Linked DNA regions of Homo sapiens: region 1 is linked to region 2. A link is an interaction called in ENCODE POLR2A ChIA-PET data of the cell type or tissue named here. Cell type or tissue: Panc1. All regions are shown on one strand. Each heading gives the region's core, and the rest is flanking DNA. Links, peaks and the distances in the headings are about the cores only.

The links. ChIA-PET counts read pairs that join two places held together with the same protein. Peaks named below come from ENCODE experiments on the same cell type or tissue, not always from the same donor. Only the 100,000 strongest peaks of a DNase experiment are listed, where the experiment ranks them.
Region 1: POLR2A ChIA-PET joins it to region 2 with 5 read pairs; 3 of 35 experiments call an interaction of 5 or more read pairs at or near these places.

What each region holds. Positions count from the first base shown.
Region 1 is chr2:149,743,313-149,759,506 of GRCh38, forward strand. MMADHC-DT (MMADHC divergent transcript) reads left to right here. Exons shown (of 3, transcript NR_110240.1): 2 at 406-447. It overlaps LOC105373680 (a long non-coding RNA gene), which reads right to left and starts at 6,405. Exons shown (of 2, transcript XR_923464.3): 1 at 6,331-6,405; 2 at 2,336-2,491. In Panc1, for the core only: no CTCF peak of the experiment used is centred there; no DNase peak of the experiment used is centred there; H3K27ac peaks cover 366 bases.
Region 2 is chr2:149,631,212-149,647,405 of GRCh38, forward strand. All of the region lies in intron 1 of MMADHC-DT (MMADHC divergent transcript), which reads left to right. Among named protein-coding and RNA genes, the nearest start is that of MMADHC, 52 kb to the left of the region's middle. In Panc1, for the core only: no CTCF peak of the experiment used is centred there; no DNase peak of the experiment used is centred there.

The DNA of each region.
Region 1 (16,194 bases), core at 6,517-9,016, 110 kb after region 2:
CTGGGCAAAGCCATTATTCAAGAATGTAATTTATAGAGGTCAGTTCTTCCCCTGCTAGAAGCAAATGGAATCCTGTCAACCCCCATGCCGGGGGTAGGCATGACTTTGGCAGAACAAATGTTTTTCATATTGAAAAAAAATACCCTTATGGATGACCCAGTCATATGTAGCAGACTTCAACAACTGCTGTTTTTGGCAGCAAAAATCAACCCCAAGGGCTGAAATTTTCAAGCAGTGGCCTTCTGAGTAGCTGCCAATAAAGAGTATTCAGCAGGTTGACTGAAAAACAGAATTTCCAGCGAGCCAAGAAACTAGGAGAACCTGGGTCAGAAGAGATCACAACCCAGAACAGGAGGTTGTCTTTTAGGGGTGATATGTTAATCTACTTCCTCTCTTCTCCCACAGGGAACCTGATGGAATAAACTGCTGTGAGAGGGAGTATTGAAAGTAAGTGAAAAAAAGAAGGGATGGTGGAAAATTCTTCATGGATTCATTGTTATTGGGGAGGGGCACTTTGTATTTATGCAGATAGCCCCACATGTTGTAGGACATTTAACATCTCTGGTTGGGAATGCCAGAAGAGCCCACCAGTCACTGTGATAACCACAAAAGAGTTTAAGGAAAGGATGTGTGTGTGTGTGTGTGTGTGTGTGTAATAGAGAGGAGAAAGCTCTTTTACCTCCTGGGGTGGTTAGAGTTAGGGAGACATGGTGACACACTGGATCAAGGGCAGCCCATTTCAGGATCCTCGAGGATTCCTCAGACAGGGCAGAACGCCTATTGCCAGGGTCCTGCGGGAGAATTCTTCCATCCTGAACTGAACTGACAAGGAATTCTGGGAATTGTTTTGCCATATGCATCCAAATTCCTGTTGGAGTAGGATTCTATTACACACCCTTAAATAACCAGAGTGTATGACACACTGGAGCATCTGTGATGTCATTTTCTCTGTGATACATTCTAGGGGCCTGAGTAATACTAATTAAAAAACATATGTTCCGTCTCCCTGCCGCTTGGGGCCAGGACTAGCTCTGGTGATCATCACATGCATATAGGAAGAAGGGTACAAAAAATAATCTCAGATGATTTAGACTCATCTGCCATGAATATCAATTTCATAAATTTTATAAGTACGCTAACATACAGCATGCCCTTGGGCTATTTATTTCACTTCTCTTAACCTCAGTTTTCCTATCTGTAAAAGGATAATGATACTTACTTTACAATGTTATAAGAAAGAATGGATAAAATAATTATGTGAAGTATCTGATCCACATTTCATGGCTAAATGCTTGTTAATTCCCCATCTAGCCAGACAGCCTAGATAATTAATTACCTGAAGTAAGGAAAATACTTTTGACTAAATTACGTTATATAGTTTTATAAAAGTCTGTCTTTTTAAGGTACTTTCCAACCTTCCTCTTGTCCATCTCATGCTTCTGCACAGCCAGCACTAGACAACTTACAAGAATGCATCTACACATTACCCTGAAGTTTAAACTGAAATATTAAACCTATGAGGATGTCAGCAGGAAAATGGGTTCTGTAATTTTTCTAGAGCCAAAGAGAGGGTATGATATACCATTCAATCTGGGCATCGAGTGACAGTTGTCTCGTAACAAATTGGTGGAAACAAGAAGGGAAAAATAATCAGCTTGGAACTGATGTATGCTGCAGGCAGCACCGGCATTTATACTACTCATGGCATGACTAAGCATTTGTTTGCTGTCATGTAACATAACCTTGAAGCCAAATACTTTTAAATATCTGCAAAAAACTCAAATAATTGGAGAGATTCCTTAAGAGGCATTCAGAAGTTACAGAAGTCAGGGATGTCAGTAACGATATAAACATTAAGATGATAAAAACGAAGCTGGGATATGTGTAGTCAGACATCAAAATGGAACAGGCTGTTAATGGTGCTTCCTTTTGCTGTTGTTCATTCTTTAAGACATCCTTTCTTATTCAGACAGCTTCATCTTTTTTCCCCAACCTCCATCTTTTCTGTTTCTTTCAAATTTCTCTGTAATACAGTCCTTATACTTTCCCCTCCCCAAAATGTCCCTTGAACACCATGAATATTCCAGTTGTCTTTTATCACAGGATGGATACATAAAGCTGTCTTTATGTGTTTATATACAGCATGAACCTAAGCAAAACAATTACAAGAATTGCTGAAGCAAAAAAAAAAAAATGTGTTAAAGTCCCAATGTTCTCGTTTACTAATTAACCCAGATAAAGGCATACTTTCCAAAACTGCTTTCATTTCACGTAAGAGTGCCAAAATTAATGAACTATTCAAGCTCAGCTGGAGTCTCAAAAATATGGTACCTAGTTCTTACAGGAAATACTTTTATTTTTTCAATAAAAATGGAAAAACTGGGAAATGAGCCAGTGGCTTCTCCTTCTCTTCCAATATCTTCTGTCTTGACCCTGAGGTTAAATATACTCATCACAGACACGGGCACAGACATATGTGACCTCACAGGGGCTGAAAAAGAAATCAGAAACAGCAAGAGAGGCAAAAATAAAAAAAAAAAAGAAATAAACAGCGGGTCATTTCTGACACGTGTGTCATATTTGAGCAAAGTAATAATAGCTTAGCATTAATTGGGTGCTTACTGTTTATGTGTGTGCCCCCCATGATACGTGCTTTACAGGCGTTATTTATCTGTTCCTCACACAGCTCTAAATGGTAGCTAATGACGACCACAGCAATCATTCAAGTAACATTTATTATGTGTTAAGTACAGTTCTAAGCACTTTGTAAACGTTAACCCATTTAATCTTTGTAAAAATTGTGTGAGATAAGTACTACCAGTATTCCTATTTCACATGGGAGAAAATTGAAGCACAGAGAATTTTAGTAATTTGCTCAACATCACAGTTAATAAGTTAGAGGACCTATGATTTCAACCCCGGGGCTGGTACCAAATAGTAGTAACCACCACTAAAGCTATAGGCTACTTCTCCTGGGTTGAAGGATGCTTGGCATTTTATGTGCACAGTGTTTGCAGACTTTATACCCAAAGTTTTTGTCTTCTGAGTAGCCAACATTAGGACTGCTGAAGACAGAAGGGAGACCAAGGTGATCCCAACTAGGGAGGGAGTAGGGGTTAGAGTGTGGAGATGGGCGAGAATGTGCCCTGTGAAGGCACAGAACAGGGAAGATGAGAGAAAACCAGGAAACATGCCTGAGTGAGGACCCACTCCTACCGATTTTAGTGAGAGATGCACTTCGTGACCTGACAATGTCTCTAGCTTTGGACCTGCAGGGATTCATTCCCAGTCCCTCGGTGGCAGCAACCATGTCCAAATAGCTATCATCTTTTATGAAGACTACATTTCTATCTGCCATTTTGTCCTTCTATTATCCTGTCCCCCACCTAACAGCCAACAGGGAGCTTTTAAAAGTGTAAATTGGGTTATGAGGCCCATGGCTGGAAATCATCCAAATCCTTCCTTCTCTCTTGGAATAAAATGCAGACTCCTCACCCTGGTGTTCGGGGCCCTAGGTGACCTGCCTTTGCCTAACTAGGTGGAAAACTTTAGTCTCAAAAAGAACATTCTGTATGGGATATACATTACTTGGCTAAAAACATTTTCCTTAATATAATATTTTGTGCTATCAAACATGATTGGGAAATTTACATTTATAGGCTTAATAGTTTTCAAACATATCATTTGTCTTCAGCAAAAATACAGAACATCAGAAACCGGGTTCTACAAAGAAACCATAAGTGAAATTCATAGGAGAGAGTTGGTTTTCAACACCTACCACATTTTAAAAGCTCTGACGCTAGATAAACACAACAGCATGAATCAAATATAAACATTCCTCTGCCCCTTTGCCTTTCTTCTATTTTGCTGCTCCTTCCCTAAATATCAGAAGCCAGTCAGCAAAATATATAGGAAAGAGGAGAATCTTGACTACTAAAACTTTTAAAACTAAGAGCAATATTGACTCCAAAGAATCAAAGAGTGAAGGCAAGGCCTGGAGTAGGGGAGGCATGTATACCAAATTTTGGGGATATCCACCCACAAAGTAGAACTACCTAATTGTGTAAATGCTATTTATATAAGAGTACTATCAAATATAAAGTTTTAGTATGTATGCAGCATTTTCATTTCATTGTCAAAAATATGAAGTACCTTTTAATCACTGCTAAGGTCTTGCCACCTGTTTATTTCTTGACACCACAATAGAAACATGATTTTCCTTTTTTGTCTTGTTAACATCGAGTTAGAAGTAGTTCAAACTATTTAGAAAACTAAAGAGAACCATGGAGGCCAAATCAACCAAAGGGCTGAGTCATCCACTAAAATCCTCAAATCTTTTTGAATGCTTTTGGCTAGCATCCCAATTAACAGTGTGATAACTCATTGCTTCAATTCTCTTTCTGCTACACCAAGTACTCCTAGGATTGCATCTCATAGAAGCTTCCTGTGGCCTCTCCTATAACACTTTGAATTCTCAACATTGATTTCTGCCTGAAGGGCTTCCTTGAGATATCATGCTAACCCCATCCTATACAAACACCCAGTTCACTTGAGGATGATCGATGGTCTATTCTAGTCCTGATCAAATCACTTGCCGCTTCTGTGATTATTCAGGCTCTTGGGCTGGGTGCAATCAGGCAGAGAATTATTAGAACATTGACAGATTAGTCTCATCAGTTACCTGCTGTGACCACCAGCTTTCTGTATATTAATAAGAAAAAAGGTAGCCTGCTGATTGCCATTAAATTACACGAGGATATATTTGTCTTTTGGAACTCCAAGGCATTTAAATGTGATGTAAGATCAAAATTTATTAAAGAAGGTGAAGAGATGTCCCAGCAAACATTTCCCAGGAGGTGAAAGTATAAAACTTGCATAGTGGAGAAGATAAGTACATTTTATGTTTAATCATTTTCAGTGTGAAACACAGTTTAACAAGTATTTATTGAGCACTTACTATGGGCAAAGTACTGTGTTTGGCTCTGGAAAACAAAGGGAAGTGAGGACCCCTCATCTCAAGAGTCAGTTGTTGAAATCAACATATAAGTAAACATAATCCAAGAAAGACTACAACGTGTGATACAAAAAGAGCCACAGAACTTCCAACATGAAAAAGACCACACTGTAGGGTGATAAGAAAAGTCTTCATAGAGAGGGGAGAATGTCTATGTAAGCTTTTTTTTTTTTTTTTGGAATGGAGTCTCATTTTGTTGCCCAGGCTGGAGTGCAGTGGCGCTCTTAGCTCACTGCAACCTCCGCCTCCCAGGTTCAAGCAATTCTCCTGCCTCAGCCTCTCGAGTAGCTGGGATTATGGGCATCTACCACCACGCCCAGCTAATTGTTATATTTTTAGTAGAGATGGGGTTTCACCATATTGGCCAGGCTGGTCTTGAACTCCTGACCTCAGGTGATCCGCCCGCCTTGGCCTCCCAAAGTGCTGGGATTATAGGCATGAGCCACTGTGCCTGGCTTGAGTAGCCTTTTTAAAAGATGGAAAAGAGGGAATTGCAAGTAGAAATAAGCGCAAAAACAAAGGCATAGAAGTGGGTGTGGAGATACTGAAGGTTTTCCTACTGTCCTATGGACCTGTTGCTTCTTGCTGCAAGCTTGGCAACTCTACCAGATAGCCTTTTCTGGCTATGGAGGCATGCTCAGTGGGCATACAGGGTGAGATTGTTGGCATCAGGGAGTTGATGCCCCTGAATGCAATCCCAATCAGTGACAAACAGTGGCTTCCTTGTCCCGCAGGTGGGACAGTTCTAAGGTGTGGTTTATTCCAATGTCCTGAAGACACTCAGTGGGGCTGCACCTCAGTTACCAAGACTGGCTAATATTCATTAACTTTATATTGGTTCTCTTCCCTTTTCTGCCTTATTTCTCTGTTCTCCTGATGGATGCTTCCTGGGATCACTTCCCAAATAAACTACTTGCCCTCAAATACAATCTATGACAATGAAGAAGCACAAGCCATGATAAATAACCAGCAAACTGCCCAGCTTTGTTTAAAGAGGTGTGGGTCTATAGGACAAAATAATAGCAGAGGCAGCAAAGTTTTTGGCATTTTATTCTATGCCAGGAATTGTGTAAAATGCTTGCGTATGTTCTCTCTCATTTAATAATCAGGAAATGCCTAGGAGTTATATAAAACTATAAATCAGTGGCACTGAAAGGTTAACTAAGTAGCTCAACATCACACATCTGTCAGGTGGGGAAACCAGAATCCAACTCTGATCTCTGAGATGCAGAAACCTGATTTTGAAATCCAATGCTCTTCCACCTCCCTAACGTTGTTGAGGTTATTGAATGCCAGGCTGGAGAATTTCTACTTACCTGGGAGAACACTGAGTAACCATGGAAGTTCCTGAGACAACTGAGTTACAACAGAGAAGCCTCAGGTTGGTGACACTAACAAGAAAAAAGAGAATGTTTACACTGTAAGCAAAGCCTGGTTTGGAAATATCAGAGGAGCTCAGCCATCCAAGGCCCTGCTTAGATGCTCCTAGTACATGGATAGTCAATGCATGGTAACTGGTTGGGGAGCTCTAAAATTGAAATTCAGGTTCCAATTCAGTAATCAGACAAACCTTGGTCAGAGTCCTGGCCCCATTATTAGGTTTTTTGGAGCTGAATGAGTTACCTCCATTCTCTGAGCCTCAGGCATGTTATTTGTAGCAATTCAAGTTAATTCACAGGGTTGTTATAAAGATTAGGAGAGCTAACAGGTTGAAATAACTTTGCCTTTTGCCTGACATGCTCAGTGTACATTAGCTGGTATCAGGGAAGCCTGGAACTATATCTTGGGCACATGTGGTCTGACCCTTTTTTAAGGTCCCACAAAATTTAGCCTCTTCACCAGCTTCCACAAAAAAATTCAAGCATATCAAGCATGTTGTTGCTTTATTGAAGATTTGTGGGGCTAATATACAGAGTGAATATGGAGGTACATTCTTGGTAATGTATGTCCTCATAAGACCTGCTTCTCAAACCCTTTCTTACTCTGCTGTCAGAGTTTTATAAGACCAACAGATGAAAAACAGTGGTAGTAGGGCCACAGTGGGAATATACTCTGGCATGTGTAGAACAAGACCTGCTTTCCTCCTGCTTTTGAAGATGTTCTAATGGAAGTCCCACTGAGGACCAAGTTCATGGGTGCTGCTGTTGCATTTTGGTATGAGCAGGAATATACAAAAGGCAGAAAGGACATGTTTACTAAAAGGCAAGCTCATAGAGTAATCTGGAAATTAAGGGAGCCAGCTGCACATGCCTTGGATTTTTACCTGTTATAAAATATTCTTCTATAATACCCTCATGTTCATATAGTGCCTTTTTGTTTTTAGTACAACTTGGAACATAGTATTTTTCCAAATTATCATCCATATACTAGACATTTTTCATTGCAGTGAAATTTGATTAGGTTTAAAGGGTGTTTTGCACTTAATCCCAGCCTTGTTCTTGGTCTTACAGGGGAATTCAGAGAAATGTAAGACACATTTCCTTCCCTAAGTAGCTTATAATTTCATCAGGAAGAGGAAAAGGAAGTACTAGCATATGGTCAATGTAGAGAAAGAACTATGTGTCTGTGGGTGGGAATTATCTAAAGAAGTGGGGAGATGGAACTTGAGCTTGGATGTATAAAATGGTTGTGGTATAAGTAAATGAAGAAGATGACATTTGTGAAGAAAGGAGCAATTGGAACAAAGGTAGAAGGAAGACCAGGAATAATTTGGGTAGATGATAGTGAGAATATTTGCCTATCAGAGTGGTAATCACTGAAAGTAGATTTGGAAAAGAGAAGTATACTCACATTGGAAAGAGTTTTGGCTTCCAGGAGGCAGCGTTGTCCTCTGAACCTTGTTCCAAGCTCCCATCTTCTCACTTATGCTGATACAACAAGATCATAACTTGTCTCCTGAATCCAGTTTGCATGGCCCACGACAGGCAAAGTGATATTCTTAAAAATGCTGAATTAGCCATGTCACTTCCCTGCTACAGCCCTTTCCCAGGGAGGAATTCAAAACTGTTAACATGGCCCATGAGGCATTTGATGCTTGTGATCTGGTTTCTGCTGACCTTTAAACTTCATCTCACTCTCTGCACACTCCCCACTCCAACTCCTTGTTCAGCCACATTGGCTTTGATTCTGTCCCCGAATGATCCCTCCCACACCTACTGGAAAGCCTTAACTTGTGCTAGAAGGTTCTTCCCCTCCAGTTCTCGCCTTCACCTAATTGGTCAGTCTTTATCATGAACTGCAGCTCATGGCACACATAAGACATGCTAGGGGAAGCTTTCCCTGACTCCCTAGAGTAAATCCCCAATTTTTTGATCACAAAACACCTACACATCAGTTTTTTTTTTTTTTTTTTTTTTTTTGAGATGGAGTTTCACTCTTGTTACCCAGGCTGGAGTGCAATGGCACGATCTGCGCTCACTGCAACCTCCCTTCCCAGGTTCAAGCAATTCTCCTGCCTCAGCCTCCCGAGTAGCTGAGATTACAGGCATGTGCCACCACGCTCGGTTAATTTTTTGTATTTTTAGGAGAGACGGGGTTTCTCCATATTGGTCAGGCTGGTCTTGAACTCCCAACCTCAGGTGATCCACTCACCTGGGCCTCCCAAAGTGCTGGGATTACAGGCATGAGCCACCACACCTGGCCTACATGTCTGTCTTTTAAGACTGAATCTCAGTTTGTGCTTACCTATCTATTTATATGACTATTTAAATGCTGTCTTCTACTGGACTATAAACACCAGGAGGAAACAAAATGTTTGGTTTGCTCATGGTTGCATCTCAGCAATAGCACAATGCCTGACAAAGAATAGACACTGAATGGAGATCTGTTGGATTAATAAATGGTTCAATGAATTAATTGGTGAATGAACAATAAGCAATGCAGTCACCAGAGTTTGGACCATATTTGATATCTACTTTCTCATTATAATCAAGTTTGAGGAATATTAGTTGCTTGTTTTAAGAGCTTCTGATGTTTCTCTTCAGCCAGTTAGCTTATTTTTAGAACTCTCATACATGAATTGAGAAACCAATTTTACACCAACCCTTATCTTTTATTCCTCTGAGTCCAAGTTGTTTTAAAAATAGAGAAGTAAACACTCCAATTTTGTTGTTCAGTTCATATTTCAGTTTTTCTCTTCTCTTTTATTCTGAATATTGCAAATGGTTAGAAAAACCAAACTTACATTTATATTGCTCTTTTTATCGGCAGATTTCTCAGAGCTTTAAAAGCATTTATTAATATTTATGATAGCATTTCAACCTACAAAAATTATCCACATTAAAGCTCCTTGAAGACACATATACTACAACGGTTTTACAATATGCAGCAAAAATTTCAAATATAAATTGGATGTTTTGATTAAACCCAATAAACTGACTAATGGTGAATTCCTACAGGAAAAACCCATCATTCTAAACTCAACAACAACAACATCTTTTGAAAGCATAGGTGAATTTAGAAGGCTGCTCTTTCAAAACTCAAGGATTTGAAATACTTGTAAAAGAACAGGATAACATTTGCTCAGCTATTTCTAACTTCTTGAGAAATGTAATTGAATCTTTAGCCCTACATTTTTTCCTAATCTATGTATATAAAGCTATAAATTTTTCTTTAAGCACAAGATTTTACTATACCCTGCAAATTTTGATATGCTATATTTTAGTTATTTTTACTTCAAAAATATTTTTTAATTTCCACTTTAGTTTTTTTCTTTGACCCATGGGTTCTTTAGAAATGTGTTGCTTAGTTTGCACATATTTGGCTATTTTCTAGTTACCATTTTTATTGATCTCAGCTTTAATTCCTCTGTGGTAAGGGAACATTATTTATATGGTTTCTTAAGAACAGCAGTATGGTCTATATGCACATATTTCCATTTTTGTGAAGGTCTGAGGTGCATAACCTGCATATTTTCAAATGTGTTTACTGTTTTATATATATATGTACATATGTAAATTAGATTGATTTTGTTAATCATCTCATTCAAATATTTTACATCCTTTTTGATTTATTATAGGCTTTTTAAGTCAGTTACTATGTTATCAACAATTACTAAAGTATTGAATGATAGTGTGGCTATGTCAAATTTTCCTGCTAATTTTGTCCATTTTTACATAATACATTTTGGTATTGTGCTATTAGTGCATATTGTGAATTATTGCATTGAGAATTATTGACCTCTTCAAGGAGAACTACAAACCACTGCTCAAGGAAATAAGAGAGGACACAAACAAATGGAAAAACATTCCATGCTCATGGATAGGAAGAATCAATATTGTGAAAATGGCCATACTGCCCAAAGTAATTTATAGGTTCAGTGCTATTCTCATCAAGCTACCAGTGACTTTCTTCACAGAATTAGAAAAAACTACTTTAAATTTTATATGGAAGGAAAAAAGAGCCCATATAGCCAAGACAATCCTAAGCAAAACAACAACAACAACAACAACAACAACAACAACAAACAAAGCTGGAGGCATCATGCTACCTGACTTCAAACTATAATACAAGGCTATAGTAATCCAAACAGCATGGTACTGGCACCAAAACAGATATATAGACCAATGGAACAGCACAGAGGCCTCAGAAATAATGCCACATATCTACAACCATCTGATCTTTGATAAACCTGACAAAAACAAGCAATGGGGAAAGGATTCCTTATTTAATAAATGGTGTTGGGAAAACTGGCTAGCCATATGCAGAAAACTAAAACTGGACCCCTTCCTTATACCTTATACAAAAATTAACTCAAGATGGATTAAAGACTTAAACATAAGACCTAAAACCATAAAAACCCTAGAAGAAAACCTAGGCAATACAATTCAGGACATAGGCATGGGCAAAGACTTCATGACTAAAACACCAAAAGCAATGGCAACAAAACCATAATTGACAAATGGGATCTAATTAAACTAAAGAGCTTCTGCATAGCAAAAGAAACTATCATTAGAGTGAACAGGCAACCTACGGAATGGGAGAAAATGTTTGCAATCTCTCCATCTGACAAAAAGCTAATATCCAGAATCTACAAGGAACTTAAACAAATTTGCAAGAAAAAAACCCCATGAAAAAGTGGGCGAAGTATATGAACAGACACTTCTCAAAAGAAGACATTTATGCAGCCAACAAACATATGAAAAAAAGCTCATCATCACTGGTCGTTAGAGAAATGCAAATCAAAATCACAATGAGATACCATCTCATGCCAGTTAGAATGGGGATCATTAAAAAGTCAGGAAACAACAGATGCTGGAGAGGATGTGCAGAAATAGGAATGCTTTTACACTGTTGGTGGGAGTGTAAATAAGTTCAACCATTGTGGAAAACAGTGTGACGATTCCTCAAGGATCTAGAACCAGAAATACCATTTGACCCCGTAATCCCATTACTGGGTATATACCCAAAGGATGGTAAATCATTCTACTGTAAAGACACATACACATATATGTTTATTGTCACACTGTTCCCAATAGCAAAGACTTGGAACCAACCCAAATGCCCATCAATGATAGACTGGATAAATAAACTGTGGCACATATACACCATGAAATACTATGCAGCCATGAAAAAGGATGAGTTCATGTCCTTTGCAGGGACATGGATGAAGCTGGAAACAATCATTCTCAGCAAACTAACACAGGAACAGAAAACCAAACACCACATGTTCTCACTCATAGTGGGAGTTGAACAAAGAGAACACATGGACACAGGGAGGAGAACATCACACATTGGGGCCTGTCAGGCAGTGGGGCGCTAGGGGAGGGATAGTATTAGGAGAAATACCTAATGTAAGTGATGGGTTGATGGGTGCAGCAAACCACCATGGCACGTGTATACCTCTGTAGCAAACCTGCACTTTCTGCACATGTATTCCAGAACTTAAATTATATATATATATAAAGAAATAGAAAAAAAATTCAAAACCTAAAAAAAACAAAGATGTCTTCTGAGAATGTTGGGACTTTCATCACCATAAAATGAAATGTTACTGTTTATCGCCTTTTTAAACCTCTTTTTCTTCTTCTTTTTTTTTCCTCTGACCCAGGATCCAAAGCAGTATAACCTCCTTTTAAAAAAATGATTTTAACATAGCTATATTAGGGTTTCTCATTTTGTGAGAAGGTAATTTTATCTATTTTTTTCCATTTCCATTCCTTTACTTTTTTTTTTTTTTTTTTTTTTTTTTGAGACAGTCTCAGTTTTTTACCCAGGCTGAAGTGCAGTGGCATGATCTTGGCTCATGGCAACCTCTGCCTCCCCAGTTCAAGCAAAGCGATTTTCCTGCCTCAGTCTTCTGAGTAGCTGGGATTACAGGCACCTGCCACTGTGCCTGACTAATTATTGTATTTTTAGTAGAGATGGGATTTCTCTATGTTGACCAGGCTGGTACTGAACTCCTGACCTCAAGTGATCCTCCTCCCTTGGCCTCCCAAAGTGCTGGGATTACAGGTGTGAGCCACCACACCTGGCCCATTCTTTTATTTTCAATTTGATTTCTTATATTTAAATGTATCTCCTCTAAGCAGCATATAGTTTTCTCTTATTCATTCTTATAGTCCTCATCTTTCAATTAGAATATTGTTCTGTTTACATTTAATACATTTGTTGGTATATTTGAGTTTTCTCTTTGTCCCATCTGATATTTAGTCTTTTCTATTTATCTTTTCAGTAAATGCAGTATTTTCTTTTTCCGTTGACTTGTTAATTACATCTTTTTTCATTGTTTCTTTAGTAGCTGCACTGGAAATAATATACATCCTTAGGCTTTATTAGGGTCACCTGTAATTTAATACTTTTAAAACTTCCTGACAGTGCAAAGACATTAAAACACTTGAACTCCATTTAATTCCTTCCTCCTTCTTATGCTATCTTTGATATGCATTTCAATTCTATATGTTTTTAAGCCCAATATATTATTTTAATTATAACAGTAATATTAACTTAGATTTTCTTCATATATTTACCCCTTTGACTGTTCTTTGTTTCCTACAATTCCATGTGTCCACTGAAATAATTTTTCCTTTATTTGGAGGACATTTCTTAGCCTTTCTTTCATTGTAGGTCTTCCAGTAGTGCAAAATAATCTTGATAGAAAATATATTTGTTTATATTGTTTTTATTTTTTTCTTCCATGCATTTTTAAAAGCTTGTTATTTTGAAATAATTACACATTTACAAGAAGTTGCAAAAGTGATATGGAGGGGTTTCATGTAACCTTTACTCAATTTCCTCCAATGGTTATATTTTGCACAATTGTGATAGGCAGAATTCTAAGTCTCCACAGGATTCCCATCCCCTGATTATTCAGTCAAACACTAGTTACTGCTGTAAAACAACTATGCAAATGTCATAAAGGTTATGGACCTTAAAATAGAAAAAAAAATCCTGGATTGTCCAGGTGGACATAATCTAATCACTCGAGCTCTTGAAAGCAGAGAGATTTCTCCAATTTGAGTCAGAGAGATGTGGTAGAAGAGAAAATCAGAGGACAGATGAAGCAGAGGGAGAGGTCTAAGAGGTTTAAATATGAAAAGGACTTGACTTGCTATTGCTAGCTAAGATAGAGAAAGGAGGTCGTGAGCCAAGAAATGCAAGCAACCTTCTGAAACTAAGAATGAGCCTGGCCAACAACCAGCAAAGAAACAGAGACGTTAGTCCTACAACCACATGGAACTGGATTCTACCAAAAACCCACATAAGCTTGGAAGCAGATTCAACCCCAGAACCTCCTGAAAGAAATGCAACCCTGCTGACATCTAAATTTTGGCTCTGTGAAACCAGAAGCAAATAGTCAATTGAGCCACTTTATGCCCAGACTTCTGACCTACACAATTCTGAGATAATGCATTTGCGTTGGTTAAGACCAGTAAATCTATGGAATTTCTTGCCAAAGCAATAGAAAACTAATACATAGTTTAGTACAATATAATACATAGTATAGCACAATATCAAATCTAGGAAAGTGATGTTGGGACTGTGTGTGTGTGTAGTTATATGCCATTTATCACATGTATAGAAAGTCACAGAACAACCAATGCAATCAAGATACAGAACTATTCAATCATGACAAAGATGTCCCTCATGTTACCCCTTTATAGTTATAATTCATTCCCACACACAATTCCTAATCCCTAGCAAGTACTGATCTCTTTTCCACTTTTACAATTTTTAAATTGTGAAAATGTTATATAAGTAGAATCATACAATATGTGACTATTTAAGGATGGCTTCTTCACTCAGCATAATGCCATTGAGATCTATTCAATTTGCTGCACATATCAGTAGTTCTTGCCTCCCACACACTCCTCCTACCATGACTTTTTTTTTAACTGTGGTGAAAACACACAATAAAATGTACCATCTTAACCTTATTTTTGTATTTTTAAATTGATATATCAGTTTTACATATTTTGAGGGTACATGTAATATTTTGATAGATGTATATAAAGTGTAATGATCAAATCAGGACAATTGGGATATCCATCACCCCAAACATATATCTTTTTTTATATATTGAGAATGTTACAATTCTTCCAGCTATTTTGAAATATATCATAAATTATTGTTAATTATAATTTTTCTACTGTCCTATCAAATACTAGAATGTGTTCCTTCTAACTGTATTTGTGTACTCATTAAACAACTTCTTTGGCCGGGCATGGTGGCTCACACCTGTAATCCCAGCACTTTGGGAGGCCGAGGCAGGCAGATCACCTGAGGTCAGGAGTTCGAGACCAGCCTGGGCAACATGGTGAAACCCTGTCTCTACTAAAAATACAAAACTTAGCTGTGCATGGTGGCATGCGCCTATAGTCCCAGCTACTCAGGAGGCTGAAGCATAGGAATTGCTTGAACCTGGGAGGCGGAGGCTGTAGTGAGCTGAGATAGCGCCACAGCACTCCAGCCTGGGTGACGGAGTGAGACTCTGTCTCAAGAAAAAACAAAACAACATAATTTCTTTCATCCCTTCCTCCCCAATTCTCTTCCTAGCCTCCAATAACCACCACTCTATATCTCCATGAGCTTCACTTTTTCAGCTACCACATATGAGTGAGAACATGTGAAATTTGTATTTCTGTGCCTGGGTTATTTCACTTAACATAATGACTTCTAATTTCATTCATGTTGCTGCAAATGACAGGGTTTCATTCTTTTTTATGGTTGAATAATATTCCATTGTGTATATATACCCTATTTTCTTAATCCATTCATCTGTTGATGGACACCAGGTTGATTTTATATCTTGGCTATTGTGAATAGTGCTGCAATAAACATAGGAATGCAGATATCTCTTCAATATACTGATTTCCTTTTTTGCTGGACATATACCCAGCAGTGGTATTGCTCTATCTGGTAGTTCTATTTTTAGTTTTTTGAGGAAACTTCATATTGTTTTTCATAATGGCTGTACTACTTTACATTCTCATCAACAGTATATAAAATTCCCCTTTCTCACCTTCCTTGACAGCATTTGTTATATTTTATCTTTTTGATATTAGCCGTCCTAAGTAGGGTGGTATGACCTCTCATTGTGGTTTGGATTTGTCTTTCCTTGATGATTAGTGATGTTGAACTTTTTTTTAATATACCTGTTTACCATTTGTGTGTATTCTTTTGAGAAATGTCTATTCAGGCATTCAAAATGTTTATTTTGCACATTTTTAGTTGGCTTATTGCTTATTTTTTGCTATTGAGTTGTTTGAATTCCTTATGTATTCTGATTATTTATTCTTTGTCAGATGGATAGCTTCAAGTATTTTCTCCCATTCTGTACATTGTCTCTTTACTTTGTTAATTATTTCCTTTTCCGCGCAGAAGCTTTTTTGCTTGTCGTAATCCCGTTTGTCTGTTTTGCTCTTGTTTCCTGTGCTTTCAAGGTTTTATACAAAAAAATCTTTGCCCTGATCAATGATTTTTAAAATTTATTATTATTATTATTATGCTTTAAGTTCTGGGATACATGTGCAGAATGTGCAGTTTTGTTACATAGGTATACATGTGCCATGGTAGTTTGCTGCACCCATCAACCCATCATCTACATTAGGTATTTCTCCTGATGCTATCCCTCCCCTAGCCCCTCACCCGCTGGCAGGCCACAGTGTGTGATGTTTTCCTCTCTGTATCCATGTGTTCTCTTTGTTCAACTCCCACTTATGAGTGAGAACATGAGGTGTTTT
Region 2 (16,194 bases), core at 4,625-7,124:
CTTTTAAAGGGTCTTTGTTAAAAAATAAGACACAAGCACACAATGAGCCCAGGCCTACACAGGGTCAGGATCATCAATATCACTGTCTTCCACCTCCACATTTTATCCCATCGGATGGTCTTCAAGGGCAATAACAAGCATGGAGCTGTCATCTCCTATGATAATAGTGCTTTCTTCTGGAATAGTTCCTGAAGGACCTGCCTGAGGCTGTTTTACAGTTAACTATTTTATATAAGTAGAAGGAGTACACTGTAAAACAATGATTAAAAGTATAGTGCAGTAAATACATAAACTAGTAACACAGTCATTTATTATCAAGTATAACATACTATACATAATTGTATGTGTTATGCATGTATACAACTGGCAACGCAGTACAATTGTTTACACCAGCATCACCACAAACACATGAGTGATACATTGTGCTATGACACTAGATAGCTATGACATCACTAGGCAATATGAATTTTTCAGCTCCATTTTAATCTTAGGGAGCCACCATAGTACATGATGTCTGTCCTTCAAAATGTTTTGAGGTGCAGGACTATGTATTTTGTGCTAGACTTATTACAAGTTTAAACAAATAGTACAGTATTAGTAGTATAAAGGTGCCTGAAATTTGTTCTATCATCTTTTACATATGTATTTAATATTACAAGAATTTGTCATCTTTTCAGTGAATTGTTTATTCTTACATAATATGCGAAAGCCCCTCCTTTGGTATAAAAATACTGGATTTCCCTCTCTGACTCTAATGGGAATGAGATCCTTCTTCTGCGGCCTGACTAGAGTTGCTGGAACAGGTTATCTCTCTTTGGCTTTTTCTACTTTCCCAAGTTATTAGAGACAATCAGGAATCACTGCAGCAATCCTGGCCCCCCAAAGACCTTATTATCCAAGAAGTTTGTTGTTGAAGGGTAGGAAATTGATATGGTTTGGCTGTGTCCCCACCTAAATCTCATCTTGAAATGTAGCTCCCACAATTCCCACGTGTTGTGGGAGGGACCAGGTGGGAGGTAATTGAATCATCAGGGTGGGTCTTCCAGGTGCTATTCTCGTGGTAGTGAATAAGTCTCACAAGATCTGATGGTGTTATAATCACCTGCTTCCTCTTTTGCTTGGCTCTCTTTCTCTCTCTCGCCTGCTGTGATGTAAGACATACCTTTCACCTTCTGCCATGATTGTGAAGCTTCCTCAGCCATATGGAACTGTAAGTCCATTAAACCTCTTTTTCTTTATAAGTTATCCAGTCTCAGTTATGTCTTTATCAGCAGCATGAAAACAGACTAATGCAGAAATCAATGGAGAGTTACCTCTAGGGTTAACAAGGTTCTTGGAAGGTCCTTTTGTTTTGGGAGGTCTTCTGTTTTTGTTTTTATGGTGAGAGAGACTTTACATGGTTGTGATCAGAAAGAAAAGTCCACTAAGAAGGAGATGGTTTTATCAGCATTATCTTCAGTAACCCAGGTGAGAATGATGGTGAGGTTGTGATGATAGAGATGTTTCTTGATCAAAAATCAAAGTGATAGCAGAGAAAAAGAAAAAGATGATAGAGCTTATATCACACTCTCATAATCTATGTCAGGTAAAAGACATGGTTATAATTAAGAGTGGGTTTGAGGCCAGGCACGGTGGCTCATGCCTGTAATCCCTGCACTTTGGGAGGCTGAGGCGGGTGGATCACAAGGTCAGGAGATAGAGACCATCCTGGCTAACGTGGTGAAAACCCGTCTCTACTAAAAATACAAAAAATTAGCCAGGCATGGTGGGACACGCCTGTAGTCTCAGCTATTTGGAAGTCTGAGGCAGGAGAATTGCTTGAACCTGGGAGGCAGAGGTTGCAGTGAGCCGAGATTGTGCCACTGCGCTGCAGGCTGGGCAACAGACCAAGACTCCACCTTAAAAAAGAAACAAAACAAAAAAAAAAAAAAAAAAAACAAAAAAAAAACAGTGAGTTTGGAGAAGTAATTTTGAAACAAATGGAAAAAATAGAGAACCTCTCTGTTTTGGAGGATCGGCAGTGGTTTTGAACTCTGGCAATCACCTGTGACCTTTTAAAAACACCAGATGTCAGGACCCCACCTTGGACTAAATGAATTTCTGGGAGGTGGGACTAAGGCCTGGTGTTTTTAGAAGCTTCAGAAGTTTCTAATGTGTAGCCAGGGTTGAGAATCTACTAGTGTGGTGTTGTCATGGAATGTACTGGCAAAAACTGTAATTACTTTTGCACCAACCTAAAACTAAGGTGGTAGTTTCCCACTCAAGACCAGTTAAATTAGAAGTTTGGAGTGTGGGGTCAGGATCAGTGTTTTTCAAAAGCTTTCCAGGTGGTTCCAATGAGTATCTCTGAGAATCACTGCACTGGAGAACCTGGGTGAAAGAATACAAAAGCAGGAAGGGTGGGAGATGGAGGGATTTGCCTCTAAAACTGAGGATGCTCCTTTATATTTTCCAGGAGGTTCTCTTACTTGATCTCTACTTCCTTGGTGTTGATGTTTAACCTCTATTGTGGATTTCCATCACATTCACCCATATTTGGACCCAGAACAAATATATCTGCTATTGTAGCACATCTATTGATGTAAGCATGCCCCACATAGTTTCATTTCCAAGTCTGCCTTAAAACTTCAGACGGCCGGGCACGGTGGCTCACGCCTGTAATCCCAACACTTTGGGAGGCCGAGGCAGGCGGATCATCTGAGGTCAGGAGTTTCAGACCAGCCTGGCCAATATGGTGAAATCGTGTCTCTACTAAAAATATGGAACTAGCTGGGTGTGGTGGTGCATGCCTGTAATCCCAGTTACTCAGAAGGCTGAGGCAGGAGAATTGTTTGAACCTGGGGAGGCAGAGGTTGCAGTAAGCTGAGATTGTGCCATTGCACTCCAGCCTGGGCGAGAGAGCAAAACTCTGTCTCAAAAAAAACAAAACAAAACAAAACTTCAGACTAAACCAGCCTTTGTTCCCCTTGGTCTCCCACAAACCTGGGAAGGGAGATTAAACCATTACTATCTGTATCCTAGGTTTTTACGAGTTTATTCTATGGACTCACGCTAAAGAAAGAAGCCTCAATTTACTTTGACTAAGACTTGACCTGATTCCAATTTACTCTCAGTGTAAAAGGAGACCAGAACTATAAAGGGAACCACAGGCACCGTTTGAATCTGCCTGCTATGCTATATTCCTTATCTAAGTGAATGGCATCGCTATTCCACCTTATGCTGAAGTTTAAACCTTCCAGTTTCATCCTAAGCTTACAAAAGTTGTTGTTATAAGACATAGAACATAGTTACTTAAACTGAAAATAAATTCATTAGTCATGTGTAATTTTTAACTCTTTGGAATTTCTCTTAGAAAACCATTATATCCACTTAATTCTCCAGTTCTATTACTTCGTCCACGTCTCAATTTTTTCATCCTCTTTTCTCTACCTTGACCATCACTGACAAAACTCAAGTCACCATCTCTACTAATGCATTAATTCCCATACTTATCTGCCAACCTCTAGTTCCATTTCAGCTGCCCCTCCCTCCTCCTCCCGCTTAATCCTTCTTTCTCATTGCTGCCAAATTGGCTTATCTCCAATGCAAATGTGATGATTTTACTTCCCTAATCAAATTCTTTTAATGTCTTCCATAGGCTCAAAAGTAACATCTGGGGGTGGCATTCAAAGCCATCATGATGTGGTTCCTGTCTACTTTTCCTGTTTTATTCCTGCTGCTGTCCCTCTTTCCATTCCATAGTGTTCTGTTTTTGCCCACGTGGTACCCTGCCCAGTTAGTTCACCTGACACATTGCTCATCCTTCAGGTCTTAGCTCCATATCTTCTTTCTGAAGCTACCCTTCCTTGCCTAGGCAGCCTGAGGCATCTCTTTGCTTGATAATGCCATCGTTCTTTAGAACATTCTTCCACGAAGTCATTTTCTTCACTCTAATTGCTAATCACATATGTCTCTAATCCCATTAGACTATATGCTTCTTGAAGGTGCAGCTTTTATGTTTGGATTTGAATCTTTAGATAAACTAATAGTATAATTTGAGTCGGCTAAGAGAAAACCAGTGTTGTAACTAATAGCAGAATCTTCACAGTCCATTTAGCACTGAATTATATTAACTCAAAGCTAGTGAGGTCATTATAAGTGATAAATCCAATTTCTTATGACATATATTTTGTAACTAAAGTTTCACTATTATACTACCATTTTTATTTAACAGTAAAAAAGATTTTATTACTGAGTATAGACATTTCAATCTGGAAAATACTCTCTTGTTGCAGCATTCTTGGTCTGTAGTCATGATCTATGATCTATGGTCATCTGTTTCAAAATGCACTTGCTAACATTCTAAAGCTCCCTGACTTGTTTATTAATTCATTTATTTAACACATATTTATTCAATATGCACTAAATATAGAGGACAATGCTAAGGTTGAAGGACTTAAAGACATAAAAACATGGTTTTCCCCTTGTGGAATTAGAAAGTATATAGGCTTTATTTATCTAAATTAATTCTCATAACATCCTGATAGGCAATTATTATCTCTGTCTTATAAATGAGGATATTGCAGAACAGTATTTATAATCTCAAAAGTGTCTTAGAATGCTCATGTTTGTCAAATATAAAATGTGTAAGCCTCTTGTTTTGGAGATTTTCTTATAGTTTACAATGGTGGGTATATTTTTTCCTTTTTTTAATTACACTTTAAGTTCTGGGATACATGCGCAGAACGTGCAGGTTTGTTACGTAGGTATACACGTACCATGGTGGTTTGCTGCACCCATCAACCCCTCATCTACATTAGGTATTTCTCCTAATGCTATCCGTCCCCTAGACCCCCACACCCAACAGGCCCTGGTGTGTGATGTTCCCCTCCCTGTGTCCATGTGTTCTCATTGTTCAATTCCCACTTATGAGTCAGAACATGCAGTGCTTGGTTTTCTGTTCCTGTGTTAGTTTGCTGAGAATGATGATTTCCAGCTTCATCCATGTCCCTACAAAGGATATGAACTCATCCTTTTTTATGGCTGTATAGTATTCCATGGTGTATATGTGCCACATTTTCTTAATCCAGTCTATCATTGATGGACATTTGAGTCGGTTCCAAGTCTTTGCTATCGTGAATAGTGCCACAATAAACATACATGTGCATGTGTCTTTAGTGTAGAATTATTTATAATCCTTTGGGTATATACCCAGTAATGGGATTGCTGGATCAAATGGTATTTCTGGTTCTAGATCCTTGAGGAATTACCACACTGTCTTCCACAATGGTTGAACTAATTTACACTCCCACCAACAGTGTAAAAGCATTCCTATTTCTTCACATCCTCTCCAGCATCTGTTGTTCCCTGACTTTTTAATGATAGCCATTCTAACTGGCATGAGATGTTATCTCACTGTGGATTTGATTTGCATTTCTCTAATGACCAGTGATGATGAGCTTTTTTTCATTATATTTGTTGGCTGCATAAATGTCTGCTTTTGAGAAGTGTCTGTTCATATCCTTTGCCCACTTTTTGATGGGGTTGTTTTTTAAACTTTAATGTTCACATGTCATCCCAGGATCTTGTTAAAATATAGACCTGAGTCAATAGGTCTGGGGGGGGATCTGAGATTCTGCATATCCAATAAACTCTGAGACACCATGCAACTGGTCTATGAACCATGCTTTAATAGCAAAGATTTAGAAATTGTCATTTGTAGAATTCTGTTGCATTGAACATTGTTCTCTTATTCACTGAGTCTTTTATATTGAAGATGGAGTCAGCACTACCTCTAAAAACTTGTTTAAACATGAGGGCTGAGTGTTGAGTTCTCAGATCCTTGATTTTCCTTAGCTCTGAGACCAGTCAATGTGTTTCCACCATAAATCCTCTTTAATGATTCTACCCCACAACAATTGATTTCTCCTTCCAAATATTGCTGTGATTATTAATAGTTACATTTTCATACCTGCTAGCTTTGTTTCCTAACCTGGACTGTAAGCCCCTTAAGGCAGGGACCAGATCTTATTCATTCATTAACCCCCACACTGCTAACATAATGCCGTACATCTGATACCAGTATAGGAGCTTTTATTTACCAAGGAATCTAGTATGTGCCTTGGACTGAACTTCATCTTGTATATGCATTTTCTCATTTAATGTTTCACAAAACATATGAAGTTCTTACCATTTTGCAGATATACAAATTGAGACCCAGATAGTTTGTTAATTAAATAAATTCATGTATTCAGTAGTGGCATGAGAATTTGAATGCAGGTTTAATTCCACAGGCCATGTTCTTTTCTTTCTGACAAACTACACCATTTCCCATTACAGTAGACACTTAATTATACTTGAACTGATGACTAATTCTATGAGCTAATTATTGTTTGAAGCAGAATTGAATTAGAAACTTTATTTGACTTTGTTTTATCCTTCTTTTTTATGGTGAGAACCTCTGTATTAGGAATCAACAAGGGGAATTTCAGGAAATGACTCTGATCTAATTACTGTTATTTTTCAGTCAGGTGAGATTCCTAGACTTTGGCAGATTTCAGGCTGAAAGTGCCATGAGCTTTATTAAATTTTATGAAAGATTGGCAGCCCTGACAAGGCCATTGTCAGTGCTTCTGCCCAGATTAGTGGCTACATGGTTGTCCAATCTTCACCATCACTTCTTCTTTTTTCTTTTTTTTTTTTAATTATGCTTTAAGTTCTAGGGTACATGTGCACAGCGTGCAGGTTTGTTACATATGTATACATGTGCCATGTTGGTGTGCTGCACCCATTAACTTGTCATTTAACATTAGGTATATCTCCTAATGCTATCCCTCACCCCTCCCCCCACCCCACAACAGGCCCCGGTGTGTGATGTTCCCCTTCCTGTGTCCATGTGTTCTCATTGTTCAATTCCCACCTATGAGCGAGAACATGCGGTGTTTGGTTTTTTGTCCTTGCCATAGTTTGCTGAGAATGATGGTTTCCAGCTTCATCCATGTCCCTACAAAGGACATGAACTCATCCTTTTTTATGGCTGCATAGTATTCCATGGTGTATATGTGCCACATTTTCTTAATCCAGTCTATCGTTGGACATTTGGCATGGTTCCAAGTCTTTGCTATTGTGAATAGTGCCACAATAAACATACATGTGCATGTGTCTTTATAGCTGCATGATTTATAATCCTTTGGGTATATACCCAGTAATGGGATTGCTGGGTCAAATGGTATTTCTAGTTCTAGATCCCTGAGGAATCGCCACACTGACTTCCACAATGGTTGAACTAGTTTACAGTCCCACCAACAGTGTAAAAGTGTTCCTATTTCTCCACATCCTCTCCAGTGCCTGTTGTTTCCTGACTTTTCAATGATCGCAATTCTAACTGGTGTGAGATAGTATCTCATTGTGGTTTTGATTTGCATTTCTCTGGCCAGTGATGATGAGCATTTTTTCATGTGTCTTTTGGCTGCATAAATATCTTCTTTTGAGAAGTGACTGTTCATATCCTTCACCTACTTGTTGATGGGGTTGTTTGTTTTTTTCTTGTAAATTTGTTTGAGTTCATTGTAGATTTTGGATATTAGCCCTTTGTCAGATGAGGAGATTGCAAAAATTGTCTCCCATTTTGTAGGTTGCCTGTTCACTCTGATGGTAGTTTCTTTTGCTGTGCAGAAGCTCTTTAGTTTAATTAGATCCCATTTGTCAATTTTGGCTTTTGTTGCCATTGCTTTTGGTGTTTTAGACATGAAGTCCTTGCCCATGCCTATATCCTGAATGGTATTGCCTAGGTTTTCTTCTAGGGTTTTGATGGTTTTAGGTCTAACATTTAAGTCTTTAATCCATCTTGAATTAATTTTTGTATAAGGTGTAAGGAAGGGATCCAGTTTCAGCTTTCTTCATATGCCTAGCCAGTTTTCCCAGCACCATTTATTAAATAGGGAATTGTTTCCCCATTTCTTGTTTTTGTCAGGTTTGTCAAAGATAAGATAGTTGTAGATGTGTAGTATTATTTCTTAGGGCTCTGTTCTGTTCCATTGATCTATATCTCTGTTTTGGTACCAGTACCATGCTGTTATGGTTACTGTAGCCTTGTAGTATAATTTGAAGTCAGGTAGCGTGATGCCTCGAGCTTTGTTCTTTTGGCTTAGGATTGACTTGGCAATGCAGGCTCTTTTTTGGACCCATATAAACTTTAAAGTAGATTTTTCTAATTCTGTGAAGAAAGTCATTAGTAGCTTGATGGGGATGGCCTTGAATCTGTAAATTACCTTGGGCAGTATGGCCATTTTCATGATATTGATTCTTCCTACCCATGAGCATGGAATTGTCTTCCATTTGTGTGTATCCTCTTTTATTTCATTGAGCAGTGGTTTGTAGTTCTCCTTGAAGAGGTCCTTCACATCCCTTGTAAGTTGGATTCCTAGGTATTTTATTCTCTTTGAAGCAACTGTGAATGGGAGTTCACTCATGATTTGGTTGTTTGTCTGTTATTGGTGTATAAGAATGCTTGTGATTTTTGCACATTGATTTTGTATCCTGAGACTTTGCTGAAGTTGCTTATCAGCTTAAGGAGATTTTGGGCTGAGACAGTGGGGTTTTCTAGATATACAATCATGTCATCTGCAAACAGGGACAATTTGACTTCCTCTTTTCCTAATTGAATACCCTTTATTTCCTTCTGCTGCCTGATTGCCCTGGCCAGAACTTCCAACACTATGTTGAATAGGAGTGGTGAGAGAGGGCATCCCTGTCTTGTGCCAGTTTCCAAAGGGAATGCTTCCAGTTTTTGCCCATTCAGTACGATATTGGCTGTGGGTTTGTCATAGATAGCTCTTATTATTTTGAGATACATCCCATCAACAGCTAATTTATTGAGAGTTTTTAGCATGAAGCGTTGTTGAATTTTGTCAAAGGCCTTTTCTGCATCTATTGAGATAATCATCTGGTTTTTGTCGTTGGTTCTATTTATATGCTGGATTATGTTTATTGATTTTCGTATGTTGAACCAGCCTTGCATCCCAGGGATGAAGCCCACTTGATCGTGGTGGATAAGCTTTTTGATGTGCTGCTGGATTTGGTTTGCCAATATTTTATTGAGGATTTTTGCATTGATGTTCATCAGGGATATTGGTCTAAAAATCTTTTTTTTTGTTGTTTCTCTGCCCGGCTTTGGTATCAGGATGATGCTGGCCTCATAAAATGAGTTAGGGAGGATTCCCTCTTTTTCTATTGATTGGAATAGTTTCAGAAGGAATGGTACCAGCTCCTCCTTTTACCTCTTGTAGAATTTGGCTGTGAATCCGTCTGGTCCTGGGCTGTTTTTGGTTGGTAAGCTATTAATTATTGCCTCAGTTTTGGAGCCTGTTATTGGTCTATTCAGAGATTCAACTTCTTCCTGGTTTAGTCTTGGGAAGGGTGTATGTGTTGAGGAATTTATCCATTTCTTCTAGATTTTCTAGTTTATTCGTGTAGAGGTGTTTATAGTATTTTCTGATGGTAGTTTGTATTTCTGTGGGATCAGTGGTGATACCCCTCTGTCATTTTTTATTGCATCTATTTGATTCTTCTCTCTTTTCTTCTTTATTAGTCTTGCTAGTGGTCTATCAATTTTGTTGATCTTTCAAAAAAACGGTTCCTCAATTCACTGATTTTTTTTAAAGGGTTTTTTGTGTCTCTATTTCCTTCTGTTCTACTCTGATCTTAGTTATTTCTTGCCTTCTGCTAGCTTTTGAATGTGTTTGCTCTTGCTTCTCTTGTTCTTTTAATTGTGATGTTAGGGTGTCAATTTAGATCTTTCCTGCTTTCTCTTGTGGGCATTTAATGCTATAAATTTCCCTCTACACACTGCTTTGAATGTGTCCCAGAGATTCTGGTATGTTGTGTCTTTGTTCTCTTTGGTTTCAAAGAACATCTTTATTTCTGCCTTCATTTCGTCATGTACCCAGTAGTCATTCAGGAGCAGGTTGTTCAGTTTCCATGTAGTTGAGTGGTTTTGAGTGAGTTTCTTAATCCTGAGTTCTTGTTTGATTGCACTGTGGTCTGAGAGACAGTTTGTTATAATTTTTGTTCTTTTACATTTGCTGAGGAGAGCTTTACTTCCAAGTATGTGGTCAATTTTGGAATAGGTGTGGTGTGGTGCTGAAAAGAATGTATATTTTGTGGATTTGGGGTGGAGAGTTCTGTAGATGTCTATTAGGTCTGCTTGGTGCAGAGCTGAGTTCAATTCCTGGATATCCTTGTTAACTTTCTGTCTCGTTGATCTGTCTAACTTTGGCAGTGGGGTGTCAAAGTCTGCCATTATTATTGTGTGGGAGTCTAAGTCTCTTTGTAGGTCTCTAAGGACTTGCTTTATGAATCTGGGTGCTCCTGTATTGCATGCATATATATTTAGGGTAGTTAGCTCTTCTTGTTGAATTGATCCCTTTACCATTATGTAATGGCCTTCTTTGTCTCTTTTGATCTTTGTTGGTTTAAAGTCTGTTTTATCAGAGACTAGGATTGCAACCCCTGCCTTTTTTTGTTTTCCATTTGCTTGGTAGATCTTCCTCTCTCCTTTTATTTTTGAGCCTATGTGTGTCTCTGCATGTGAGATGGGTTTTCTGAATACAGCGCACTGATGGGTCTAGAATCTTTATCCAATTTGCCAGTCTATGTCTTTTAATTGGAGCATTTAGCCCGTTTACATTTAAGGTTAACATTGTTATGTATGAATTTGATCCTGTCATTATTATGTTAGCTGGTTATTTTGCTCGTCAGTTGATGCAGTTTCCTCCTAGCCTCGATGGTCTTTACAATTTGGCATGTTTTTGCAGTGGCTGGTACCAGTTGTTCCTTTCCATGTTTAGTGCTTCCTTCAGGAGCTCTTTTAAGGCAGGCCTGGTGGTGACAAAATCTCTCAGCATTTGCTTGTGTGTAAAGTATTTTATTTCTCCTTCACTTATGAAGCTTAGTTTGGCTGGATATGAAATTCTGGGTTGAAAATTCTTTTCTCTAATAATATTGAATATTGGCCCCCACTATCTTCTGGCTTTTAGAGTTTCTGCCAAGAGATCAGCTGTTAGTCTGATGGGCTTCCCTTTGTGGGTAACCCGACCTTTCTCTCTGGCTGCTCTTAACATTTTTTCCTTCATTTCAACTTTGGTGAATCTGACAATTATGTGTCTTGGAGTTGCTCTTCTCAAGGAGTATCTTTGTGGTGTTCTCTGTATTTCCTGAATCTGAATGTTGGCCTGCCTTGCTAGATTGGGGAAGTTCTCCTGGATAATATCCTGCAGAGTGTTTTCCAACTTGGTTCCATTCTCCCCGTCACTTTCAAGTACACCAGTCAGATGTAGATTTGGTCTTTTCACATAGTCCCATGTTTCTTGGAGGCTTTGTTCGTTTCTTTCTATCCTTTTTTCTCTTAACTTCTCTTCTTGCTTCATTTCATTCATTTCATCTTCCATCACTGATACCCTTTCTTCCAGTTGATCGAAGTGGCAACTGAGGCTTGTGTATTCGTCACGTTGTTCTTGTGCCATGGTTTTCAGCTCCATCAGGTCCTTTAATGACTTCTCTGCATGGGTTATTCTAGTTAGCCATTCATCTAATCTTTTTTCAATGTTTTTAACTTCTTTGCCATGGGTTCGAACTTCCTCCTTTAGCTCAGAGTAGTTTGATCGTCTGAAGCCTTCTTCTTTCAACTCGTCAAAGTCATTCTCTGTCCAGCTTTGTTCCATTGCTGGTGAGGAGCTGCATTCCTTTGGAGGAGGAGAGGTGCTCTGATTTTTAGAATTTTCAGTTTTTCTGCTATGTTTTTTCCCCATCTTTGTGGTTTTGTCTACCTTTGGTCTTTGATGATGGTGACGTACAGATGGGGTTTTAGTGTGGATGTCCTTTCTGTTTGTTTTCCTTCTAACAGTCAGGACCCTCAGCTGCAGGTCTATTGGAGTTTTCTGGAGGTCCACTCCAGACCCTTTTTGCCTGGGTATCAGCAGCAGAGGCTGCAGAACAGCGGATATTAGTGAAAAGCAAATGTTGCTGTCTGATCGTTCCTGTGGAAGTTTTGTCTCAGAGGAGTACCCGGCCGTGTGAGGTGTCAGTCTGCCCCTACTCGGGGGTGCCTCCCAGTTAGGCTACTCAGGGGTCAGGGACCCACTTGAGGAGGCAGTCTGTCTGTTCTCAGATCTCAAGCTGTGTGCTGGGAGAACCACTACTCTCTTCAAAGCTGTCAGACAGGGACATTTAAGTCTGCAGAGGTTTCTGCTGCCTTTTGTTGGGCTATGCCCTGCCCCCAGAGGTGGAGTCTACAGAGACAGGCAGGCCTTGAGCTGCAGTGGGCTCCACCCAGTTCGAGCTTCCTGGCTGCTTTGTTTACCTACAATGGTGGGCTCCCCTCCCCCAGCCTTGCTGCTGCCTTGCAGTTTGATCTCAGACTGCTGTGCTAGCAATGAGCGAGGCTCCATGGGCGTAGGACCCTCCGAGCCAGGTGGGATACAATCTTCTAGTTTGCTGTTTGCTAGGACCATTGGAAAAGCACAGTATTAGGGTGGGAGTGACCCGATTTTCCAGGTGCTGTCTGTCACCCCTTTCCTTGGCTAGGAAAGGGAATTCCCTGACCCCTTGCGCTTCCTGGGTGAGGTGATGCCTTGCCCTGCTTCGGCTCATGCTCAGTGCACTGCACCCACTGTCTTGCACCCACTGTCCGACAATCCCCAGTGTGATGAACCCGGTACCTCAGTTGGAAATGCAGAAATCATTCATCTTCTGAGTCACTCACGCTGGGAGCTGTAGACTGGAGCTGTTCCTATTCGGCCATCTACATGTTCTTTCTTCCCTCATCATCACTTCTTTACTTCTTTTATTTCACTTCTGGCTTTCTGTCCTCCCACGCTGAGGAAGACTGATTTGGTGGACATGTATTTATTCTGCTGAGTACCAGTTGATGTGGAAGTAGTTGTTTTATAGTCAACATGTTTTTATGACTAATGATCTGTCTTATGACAGTTTCACCTATAAGAGGAAATATACTTATGTCTAGGTGGACTCCAATGTGTCTGTTTACTGATACTTATTTATTCATTATTTTCAAGTAAAATGTAGAAGTGAATAACTTAAGAGAATAACTATTTTTATGAGAGAAAAATACCCACTTTCTTTTTTATTACTTTGTTCCTCTAGAGGTTCATGAATAATATATTGAACATGTGAGGAGTGAGGCCTGTCTAGCTCTTTTCCTAACATCTTCCACTCCTGTGGCCTCTTATTAGGTACCTTTCTCAGTGAAGATATACAATAAGAATTTTGCATGCTTATTGGGAATTTATCTGTGAAAAATCACTCAAATGTCATTAAGTCTTTTCTGATAAACCTTAATCATCCAACAACCAGAGTTTTTCTTAAAATAGCTGTTGCTCTAGAAGAATACCATAGAATGAAGTTGCTTCCTAGCATGGCAGTCAAGGATCCTGGTTCCAAGTATGAGCTCTGAAGAAGATAGACTATGTTCACCGCTTACTATAGCTGAGTGCCCTTGGACAATTCATTTAAACTGCCCCTAATTTTCTTCCATCATCTGTAAAATGAATGTAATAATAGCTCTTAATGAGTATTAAATTAGATAATAAGGGCACTGGCATTTATTAAGAACTTAATAAATGTTAGCTTTTGTTATTTCACATTTTTCCTTGATCACTCCTACCAGGAATAAAATTCTGGGAGGGTATAAGTAGGTAGTGAAGTGCTAACTGGTCTGGTTAATTGTTAGAGTTCTGTTAAAAAAAAGTTATTTGAAAAAAGTATTTTGGAGCTAGGATCTAATTTATTAATATATCTGGATTTTCTTTTTCAATTTTGGTGTCCATTATTCACATAAGTAATTGTGGTTTTGCTATATTTTTTCCTCCTGAAAAATTATGGCTATACAACTAACTTTATTGTATACTGAATTTTGGAATTTTTTAGGATTTGATGTTCTTACTGGGGAGAGGATTTTGAATTATTTAACCACTTTCCCTTTGAGCTTCTTATCCACAGATGGATCCACTTAGAATAAATGAGGACTACACCAACATGAAAAGGGCTAAAATAATGACACTTTTCATAAGAAACTAGTAATAATACTTGGTAGTTTTTTAATACTTTTCTTCCACATAGATTTGGGTTATCTTAGGCTATACTGTATTTGGTTGGAAGCTTAATAAATAACCACCACAGGACATTTATATCTTTCAACATCCATTTTTTTCTTGGACCCAAGATTACCTATATAGCACTTAAGTTAAACTTCTACTCTCTTTATGTGCATACTTAGACATTGAAGCATAGACCATTTATTCTTACAGGTCAAGACCCTGTAAAAATTAATGAGATGTGTCAGAATGGTGCCTTTGGGGATGACAAAACTGGAGTGCAATTCCAGATGGAAGACAAAGCATGTTCTGCCAGTGGGGGGCATTACTGGCCTAGTGCAGTAGGAAAAGTTTTTCAGTCCTGGAGATCCTCTGTTATGGACTATCCATAAGGACAAACTCAGCATATTTTAAACTATAAGCTGGGATAGCTAAAAATACAAGATTATGTTAAAAATATTTTCAGACCCCTTCTATATTGTTCCAAATCTCTTTCTAAGTGGGCTCTGTTTTTCAGAGTATCATCTACAAAATGTACATATAAAGAAGGAGTGATTTGCTTTACCATAAGAGTGTTTATTCACTAGAATATTTTATGTAGGATTCTTTTAAATCAAGACTCACTAACCCAAGTACTTATAGGGGTCAGGTAGAATATATAAGTAAGTAAAGGGGGCTGGATGGAGAACTAGCTAGACAGTTCAATCCACTTGCTAGAACTAGTCTCATATGTTCATTCACCTATCTCTAGCTGGTGTGGTAAAAATAACAATGGCCTCAGAGTTTACAGATTTGAGTTTTGGGTTGAGCTCTTTCACTTATTGGCTCTATAACTTTGGACATCAGTGCTTCATCGACATGAAGACATGTTGAAATACATGCTCTCTAAGGTGACTTCCAGTTTGAGTGATGGAAGTGTGTGGACACCAATCACCTCAGCCCTCTACCCTACAGATTTCTAAATCATAGAGGAAAATCACAAGGAGCCAAATGGAAATAAAATATCGGCTTTATTCAGAAGTCTTTGATAGTGTCCAGATAGAGGGCACTGAAGGGCTTTCGACTTCTCTCTCTGAATGGAGACCTCAAGAACCATTCCTTTAGACTTACTCCCTACTCCTGTGACTGCCCCAGAAATAAAGCCAAAACAAGTTTTTGATGAGGTGAGGAGGCCCTATGTGAAAAGTGTAAGTGCAAAGTCTGTAAAACTTGAATACAGACAGGTGGAAGAAAAATACAGAAAAAATAAATTATGCTGTACTTAGAGACGTGGTGGCTCACACCTGTAATCCCAGCACTTTGGGAGGCCAAGGCGGGTGGATCACGAGGTCAGGAGATTGAGACTATCCTGGCTAACACAGTAAAACCCTGTCTCTACTAAAAATACAAAAAAAAAAAAAAAAAAAAAAAAATTAGCTAGGCGTGGTGGCAGGCACTTGTAGTCCCAGCTACTCCAGAGGCTGAGGCAGGAGAATGGCGTGAACCTGGGAGGCGGAGCTTGAGTGGGCCGAGATCGCCCACTGCACTCCAGCCTGGGTGACAGAGCGAGACTCCATCTCAAAAACGAAACCAAACAAACAAACAAGAATGATATTTTCCTCCTAATCTCACCCAGAAGAGAAACACCAACCACCCAGTGCATGCTAAGCTCACACTGGCCTCACAAAGTAGACATGATGGGGCAATACTTTCCAAATCAAATTGAAGTATTTGACATTAGCCCCACATCATTCACACACACTTATACTAATAAGGATTTTTAGCCACAGAAAATGAATTTTTAGTCTAACTAGTTTAAGCACAAAGGATTTATTGAGTGTGAAGACAGCTTAAAGAATTTTGGGGAAGAGTGAAACAACTTCCAGGTATGATTTCAAAAGTCCCTAGACTGCCCAGGGAGCTGATTCCCCTGCTTGATTAGGAAGTTGCAGCTGCCAACTCCAGAACCTTATTACCTCTTATAATTTACCATGAAGAAGTTACCAAATCAGAGAGCTACTTCTATAACTGTCAGCTCTAGAACATACTTTCCTTTCCATGGTTCTTGCTGGAAAAATGAATGCCTTGCACTCTGCCTCTCTCCCCAGGCAGGTCAGTGTGAACC